Linked DNA regions of Mus musculus: region 1 is linked to region 2. The links are chromatin loops, found by intact Hi-C in ENCODE. Cell type or tissue: left cerebral cortex. All regions are shown on one strand.

Evidence for each region. Peaks named below come from ENCODE experiments on the same cell type or tissue, not always from the same donor. Only the 100,000 strongest peaks of a DNase experiment are listed, where the experiment ranks them.
Region 1: a loop joins it to region 2, with 4 times the contacts of the local background. A loop is called at or near these places in 5 of 42 quality-filtered maps.

The regions. Positions count from the first base shown.
Region 1 is chr16:12,115,161-12,119,160 of GRCm38, forward strand. All of the region lies in intron 2 of Shisa9 (shisa family member 9), which reads left to right. Among named protein-coding and RNA genes, the nearest start is that of Shisa9, 130 kb to the left of the region's middle. In left cerebral cortex, a CTCF peak has its summit at 134; DNase peaks (open chromatin) are centred at 46, 267, 1,969, 2,281 and 1 more place; H3K27ac peaks cover 2,380 bases.
Region 2 is chr16:11,980,848-11,984,847 of GRCm38, forward strand. Shisa9 (shisa family member 9) reads left to right here and starts at 3,266. Exons shown (of 5, transcript NM_028277.2): 1 at 3,266-4,000. The coding sequence starts at 3,734. It overlaps Gm32278 (predicted gene, 32278), which reads right to left and starts at 2,898. Exons shown (of 2, transcript NR_155455.1): 1 at 2,711-2,898. In left cerebral cortex, CTCF peaks have their summits at 109, 2,488 (motif pointing left), 3,036 and 3,666; DNase peaks (open chromatin) are centred at 108, 2,502, 2,920, 3,421 and 1 more place; H3K4me3 peaks cover 1,907 bases; H3K27ac peaks cover 1,813 bases.

The sequences.
Region 1 (4,000 bases), 130 kb after region 2:
GAGGGTGTCACTGAGAAATCCTACCATCTGGGATCTTCCTTTTTATAGTATGGTTTTAGTCATTTTTCCTTAAAGAAAAAAGTGTGTGCTTGCATGTGCATGCATGTGCATAAAAAATGGCCAGAGGTGGCTCCCTCCTTCCTTCTTCTGGTCCTCCCGCCTGCCCCACGACTGTCCCTGTTGCCTTGTCCCTGTCTCTGAAGGTCTCCTCACAGATCTTTCTTTCTTCCCAGCTTCTCCTCTCCCAGCACCCAGTCTCCCTGAGTTGGTACAGAAGCGCTGGTTACCTAGGAAACCACCACAGTGGGAACACATGCGATTGGTCAGATTGGGGCCTGACTCTGGGTTGATGGGCAGATTTTCGGGGTGATTCTCTCTTGTCTGCAGTATCTTCTGGGGGAGGGGCAATCTCAGGAATATGTCAGAGAAGTGGACTCGCCCTGGTAGGCTGGGCTTCTCCGCTGGGGAAGGCTTCCTGTCCTACTATGGATTTAGTTGCCTAAGGAGGCCAGGAGCATGGATTTCTACTGCACTAGGAGGCTGGGGAGTGAATGCAGGGTACTGCAATCCTCATGGCTAACACTGGCTAACACCTAGAGAGCAAAGAGCTGCCACTTTTTGTTATCAGTTAGCAAAACTGGACACAGGTGTTGTTTCTCTTCCTAGTCTACAGATGAGGAGAGGGAGGCTCAGGGGAATAAGTGAACTTGTAAATAAACAAGGTTTCCTGTTGTGGGGGCTTGGTAGCCCAGGCTGGCCTTGAATTGGAAATCCCCCTAATTTAGCCTTCTCTGCTAAATTACAGGTGTGTGCTACCTTGATCAGTCTTCGCTGATTCCTGGGGCTCTGGTGGAGGCCCCAGAGGGGGTGGGCCAGATAGTGTTCCGTGTCCCTTCAGCTCAGTCCTCCCTTAACCTTGATCCTTGTCTTTCTGGAGCAACCACTATTCGTTTCACGGAGCTCTTAAGTTCCTGGGAATGGAAGTGAAACCCCTGCTTACTCTTTATTTGAGAATGACAAGGAGGGGATGGGGTGTGTGGCTCAGTGGAAAGGCTCTTGCTTGGCATGCACAAGACTCTGGGTTTGACTCCAAGCATCACAGAAGAAGAAGAATTGGAGAAGTAGCAAGGGAAGAATAAGAGACAAGGACACACAGAGAGTGAGAGACAGATGGCAAATGTTTCTGCAGACGGGTAGATGGCAGTTACACAGCAGTGTGAGTATGCTCACTGACATCACAGCAATTAGAGATATTAAAGATGGCTAAGTTTTATGTTATCTCACCACCACCACCACCACCACCACCACCACCACCACCACCACCACCACCACCATCATGGTGTGTGTGTGTGTGTGTGTGTGTGTGTGTGTGTGTGTGTGTGTATGTGCATGTCCCTTTGTCTTAGTGAATATGTCCAGATGTCAGAGCTAAAGGCTGATTGCCTTTCTGCCTGTCTTTCTACTTTAGTTCTCATGATCTGAAATGTTCATTTCTCACCAGGAGCTCACTGTTTAGGTCTCTGCTAGACTGGCAGGCCAGCAAGGCCCTGGTTCTCCCTGTCTCCACTCTTAACCTGCCACTGGGTTTACAGGCATGATCACACCAAGCTTTTGGCATGGGCTCTGGGTGGTCTGAGCTCTGGTCCTCATGATTGTGTAGGAAAAACTTTACCCACAAGGCCATCTCCTCAGTTACAAGTTAACAGATAACTCAGGATCAGATGTGCAACCAACTGAGCTTTGTGCACCTCTGATTCTGTACCTTGCCTTTCCAATGTGAAGGATACTAATTAGCTGACAGGGACTTTGGGAGCCTTTGTAGATGCCAACAGGCCTCCGGCAACATGCAAACCTAGGCTATTTCATTACACCTCTTATGTCAGAAACAGCATAGCTTTTAACTTCCCCTCACAGGCAAAGTCTTGGAGGCTCAGGGGGAGTGTGGATTCTGGAGGATACCCAGCCATGTAGGTGGTGCAGCCCTACTTTGAATGTAGCCAGACTCTCTGATGCTCAGGGCTCTGTCCATCAGGGCTGGGATGCAGAAGAGAGATTCCTGCTTCTCCAAAGCACATAGGAGTTGACAGTCCCTTATTCCTAGCTCCAGGTCAGTTCTCTCTGCAGGCTCCAGTGTCTATCAGTCTCTTGGTGGACCAGTAACTTGAACCATCTCCCCTGTGCCTGGCCCACATCACAAACAGCTGCAGGTAAGCTTGCCGGATCACCGCTAATGCAGAGCAGTACTGCCATCATGGCTTCTGGAGACGGGGTAGCAGCTTGCAGGTGGTGTGTGGTGATAGTAGTGATGCTAGAACTTTCCAGGCTCGGGTCGAATATAGACTTTCATTCATGTTATGCCAGTTACGTCACAGCCCTTCCTGCTTCATTTGTACACCACAGCCATACGCTGCTCCTCACCAGTCTCTCTCCTCTTCCTTCCCTCAACCCCAGATTCACACACTGACCCTCCCCTCCTCCCCTCAGATGAGCAGGGCTCCCGGGGACATTAATCAAACATGGCAAAAACAAGCAACAATGAAACATATACCATCACATCAAGGCTGAACGTGGCAACCCAGCAGAAGGGATAGGTTCCCACAAGCAGGCAAACAAGTCAGGGACAGCCCCCCACCCCTTGCTCCCACTGTTAGGAATCTCACAAGAACACCAAGCTACTTGCCATCAGATAAATACAGAGAACCTAGGTCAGATCTATACATGTTCCCTGATATCTACCACGTTCTCTCTGAGCAACTAAGAGTTCCAGTTGTGTTCTTGTGATATCCCTGACCCTTCTGGTTTCTTTGATCCTCCCCCCTCCCCCCACACACACATTTATAATTTTGATCTTTCCATTCATCTAAAAGCTGGAGCTGGATGTGCATGCGCATCCATCTAGAGACAGAGATCAACCTCTGGTTCACTCCTTTATTTGGTAATAGAGTGTTTCCCTGGCCTGGAGCTTGCCCGTAGGTTAGGCTGGTGGGTCAGCAGGCCCCAGCTCTCCTCCTATCTCTGCCTCCCAGGTGCTGGTGCTTGCGTTTTGCTGACTGAGCTGTCTCCTAAGCATCAAGAGGAGATTCTTATACCCACTTACAGAGGAGCAAACTGAGGCTTAGAGAAACAGAATGATTCATCCAAGCTCACACTGGCAACAGAATGCAGCCTGCGTCTCCCTTTACATTTCTTTTTTTCTCCAGTCGGCCTCACTGCCTCCTGAAGATTAACTGGGGTCACCGTGGAGGAGAACAGGGATTTATTGCCGAGTCAAGGTTGGATGACGGGGTCAAAGGCTCCTTGCCATCTTCGGTCGTTCTGACACTTGCTTGATGGTAGGATGTCTAGGGGATATTTGCTGTGGTCCTGCAGGTGGAGGTCTGTCACATGGGGATGCATCAGAAATGCAGGTCCTCAGGTCCCACTTTAGACCTTCAGAATGTCCAGGGGTGGGCTAATGTTGATCATGATCAGTGAGCACCGATGAGGGAACAGGACCTCGCTAGAAGGGGGGCCTTTGGCGATGTCAGTGTGTGACTCATATGCCCATCTGTTTATGTATTGATATGTGCTTGTGCACGTGGAGGCTCCAAGACAATCTTAGCTGTCATTCCGTAAGTGCTCTGCACCCCCTAGCTCTCTCACACTCTGAGACGGGGCCTCTCACTGGGACTTGGAGCTCACCCTGTTAGGTTAGCCTGGGTTTCTGGTGAGCCCCAGAGGTCTGCCTATCCCCACCTCTTTAGCCTCAGGACTGCAAGCACAGACTTTGGTTTCTACTTTTAAACTTGAGTTTTGAACCATGAACTCACTGCTCATGCCTCTCAGTCAGAACTTCACCACACAAGCTCTCCCAGTCTTGGCAATGCTTCTAAGGCGAGTGTCACAAGAGACAGTAATAATGCGTCAGGGTGAACCCTACAACTCACCAACAATGCTTGTTCTTCTGAAAGAAGAAAAGGATTGAAAGACGTACCAGGGAGGAAGGCACATGATGAGGGAG
Region 2 (4,000 bases):
GGGAAAGCTCCTGGGGAACAGGAGGAGGCTTAGGATTCTTCCAGGAAAAGCAGGCAGGGTGGATCTCAGTCTGCTTCCTTCTGAAGCAAAGCTCCTGCAGTTTTCTTCCCGCAAACAGGGGGCAGTCTCTGTTAATTAAAGCCGGAGAGCCTTGTGCAGAGACCAAAGGCAGATCCAGAAGTGGACTTTCCTATTCATCTTTTGTGTAAGGGTATTTAAAAAAATCATGTTTCAAAGTCTCTTAAACCCCCCAAATCTTGAAATTGTGTGTGTGTGTGTATGTGTAAAACCTACTTTTTTTCTATGAGGTCGCTCATTGTAAAGGATGCCTTGACTCTGGCTGGTGAGCACCGAGGAGGTGTTGAAGCAGGGTTGGAAATGGCAGAAAACTACATTAGTAGTTGGAAAGCTTATTCTGGCCTTGGCTTTACCACTTGCTAGCTAGAGCTCACAACTTCTTGGATCCTAGGAAGCCTGCTGGAAGGTCCCTCCCACAAGCCCAAGTATCTCCCAACCTCAGGGAAGACGGGATGCTAGAAAGCACCCTGCGTGCTCTGGGCATTCCTTTCCTCTTTTTTGTCCCAGATCGAACAATTTCTTAAAGATCTCTTTCTAACCCCTTCATGTCTCTCTCCCTCTCTCTCTCTCTTTCTGGATAGGCATATTCCCATGGGTGCAGGTGTGCACACACATGTGTAGCTGTGTGTGCTGAGGCCAAATGACAACCTCAAGTGTCATTCCTCAAGAACTTAATTTTTAAAAGATTTATCTTTTTATGTGTTTGTGTGAATTTATGTGAAGCAAGTGCATGTGGGTTCCGGTGCAGGCCAGAGAGTGCCATGTACCAGTACTGGAGCTGTAGGAAACTGTAAATCAGCTGATTTGGGTGCTGAGTCCTCTGTAAGTACAGTAAGGGCTCCTAACTGCTCAGCCATCTCTCCAGCACCCCATCCCTTTGTCAGGAGATCCCCCTCAGTAGGTTAAGACAGCTGGCCCAAGTGTCCCAGGGGTCTGCCTGTGTCCTCTCCCCCAGCTATGTGATTCTAAGTATGTGCCACCACACTCTGCTTCCTCATGTAGGTTTGAGGGGGTAAACTCAGGTCCTCTTGCTTTCATGACAAGTAATTTCATGATTCATAACTTGTTAAAAATCTTAATTAACTAAACACCTAGCTAACATACTTCACAATTCGTTTTTGTCTGTGTGCCTGGGAACACAGATTATCAAGGCCATTTTAGTCATGTTATTTACATGGCAGTGCTTGGAGACATTAAAGATAGAAACACGTAATCAAAGGTGGGGTGCATGTCTGTTAGGAAGGGACAGGAAGTGGCCAGTCACAGACTCTGGAAGCATAGTTCCTGGGTAAAATGTCAATAGCTTTCACTCCACAAACTCCCTGGGTAGCTTTCTCATTGCTTTGAGGCTCAGTTTCTCTCATTGCTATTGGGAAGATAATATTAACCAAGAAGCAGAGAATTAAGGGAGCCCCTGAGCTCACTGATTCCTCTACAAGACCCCAGGTTGTCTGGTACTCAGTAGTTATTGATTTTTAATAAAAGCAAGCTTAGGGATTGTGCTATAACTCACAGAGAAATGTCAGCTGCCATCAGCTCCCACACCAATGTTTATGGGATGGACAAGGTGGTAGCAGTTGTGGGTTGCCAGTATGACAAATATGCCTCCCACCCTATTTGCAGGGTCCTATGGTGAGGAAGCTGGTTGGCAGTTCTCTTTCCTTTTCACAGTGGGGGATGGGTTGGAGTACATTCTACTGCAGTCAGTCTTGGCTCTAAGACCTGGTGTGGTTTACCAAGGTGGCCCTGGGCTGCATTTGTAAATCTTCTTTCATCAAAGGGAGGGGGAGTTTAGCCAAACCCTTTGATTTGGAAAAAACTTGCCACACAGTCTTAATAAATCCTCTCATAAATTATCAATTAAGAGGATCCCAGCAGACCATTTTACATGTGGCCCAACTTCGTGGTCCTTTGAAAATTTCCCCCAAGAGTCCTGCAGCTGAAACCAAACAAGAGGAGAGGGAACAGAAAACATTGCTTCCTCTGTGATTCACCCAGCCTACTGCAAAGAGCATACTCAGTTAATACAATTAAAAAACAAAACGCCAGGGCGTGTGGGGATATAAATTTAGCTTAGCAGCTTTGATGTGAATCCTGATTTAGGGGCTATTGAAATCAAATTCAAGTAGAGGGCAGGAAGAAATAGGAGAAATGGTCGAGGGCTTATGGAGGGCTGGGAGGAATCAGTCAGGAGAAAGGAAGAGAGAACAAATTTGGAAAGGTTGAGAAGAGATGCTGGGAGCCAAGGAAACAACCTCGGTGAGGATGTCGGGGAAGGGGGGCTCCGTGGGGACAGGGGACAGCCTGCTCTGGAGACTGTCGCGCGGGCTGCAGAAACGAGTGGCTGAGGATGAGTGCCCAGGCCTTGCGCTGCGCCAAAACTGCCAGCGCAGAGGCGGCGCCGCTGTGTGCCCTCCTGTGGAGCTCAGCGTTCGCTGCGGGGGCGAAGAGGGACAGAAAGCGGCAGGTCCTAAGGGCTAGGGGAGTTCTTAGGAGAGCCCTTCCAGGGTGAGCCATTGCCTTCGCTTTGTCCGCTGACCGCCTCGCCAGACCACCCAGCTTTTAATATGAGTTCCCAAGCCCCTGTTCTGGGGTGCTTACCACAGCCCAAGGGGTTTGACACCTAACCCACCTTCCCAGTTCCAGCCTCTTCTCTGTTCAGGGACTCGAACCATCCCAGGCTCGCGCCAGGCATGAGGTCGCATCCCCGGAAAGGGCAAGGCAGTTCCTGCACGCCCGGGAGGAGGAGGGAGATCTTGTCTACACTGCTTCTAGTGTGTCTTGGAGTGAGCAAGCCATCTAATCTGTCCCGATTCTCCTAGTCACCCCTTCCCTGATCGACAGATTGCAATCGCAGCTCCTGCGCACGCACCCCTAGGGGGGGAAATCGAGGGCGGAACCACCTCTGAGTCTTTGCTTGGGGTGAGGAGCACCTTTCTCCCCGAGAGGGTGCCAGAGGTCCCGGCCGTGGTTCTTTCCACCTGCCGAGAAATCAGAGCTGTTCTTTCGAGCCTGGCAGCGGTGGAGCTTGCTGCTTTTGCCCGAGCTCTCTCTGCACGCCCCCTATTCGCCCCCGCCCGCCCGAGTCACCTCTTTACGCGCCCCCGCCCCTTTCGAGCTAGCGCTCACCACCACCCCTCCTCTATCCGCCCTCCTCCCCTTCCCCCTTCCCTCTGGCCCTCCCTTCATTCCACAAGTGTCGCTTCTCTCTCTCTCTCCAGCGCACTTGGCGTGCTAGAGAGGTGAAGAGCATCCTGCGAGCGAGCGGACGTGGGGAGCCGAGTCCCGGGTGGCGGGTGGAAGGGAGTTACGGACACAGCGACTCTCTCCTGTTTTCCACCCCCGCCTCCCCCGGTGGCCAGCAGGACCTGCACCCCGCGCTGGCCCCCGCTCCTGCTCCGTCCCCGCCCGGCCCCGGCGCGCTCCTCCCCGGCCGGCCCCCTTCCTCGGCGCGCGTCGCGCTGGAGGCGAACGCAGTCTGAGCCGAGCGCAGTGGCCGCCGACCACCGAGCGCCCCGCGCCGCCTCCCTGCATGTGCGGCCAGCGGCGGCCCGCAGCCCCCGCCAGCAGCCTCGGCAGCTTCGGCCGCGCGTCCAGAGGCGGCGGTAGCGGCTCCAGCGGCGGCCGAGCGCTCCAGCCCGGGTTGGGAGACACGATGCGCCGAGTCCTTCGGCTGCTTCTCGGCTGCTTCCTCACCGAGCTGTGTGCCCGCATGTGCCGGGCGCAGGAGCGATCTGGGCACGGGCAGCTAGCGCAACTGGGCGGCGTACTGCTGCTCACAGGGGGCAACCGCTCCGGAGCCGCCTCCGGAGAGGCCGGCGAGGGCGTCGGGGGCTCGGACGCACCGCCGACTCGAGCGCCCACGCCAGACTCCTGTCGGGGCTACTTCGATGTCATGGGCCAGTGGGACCCGCCGTTCAAC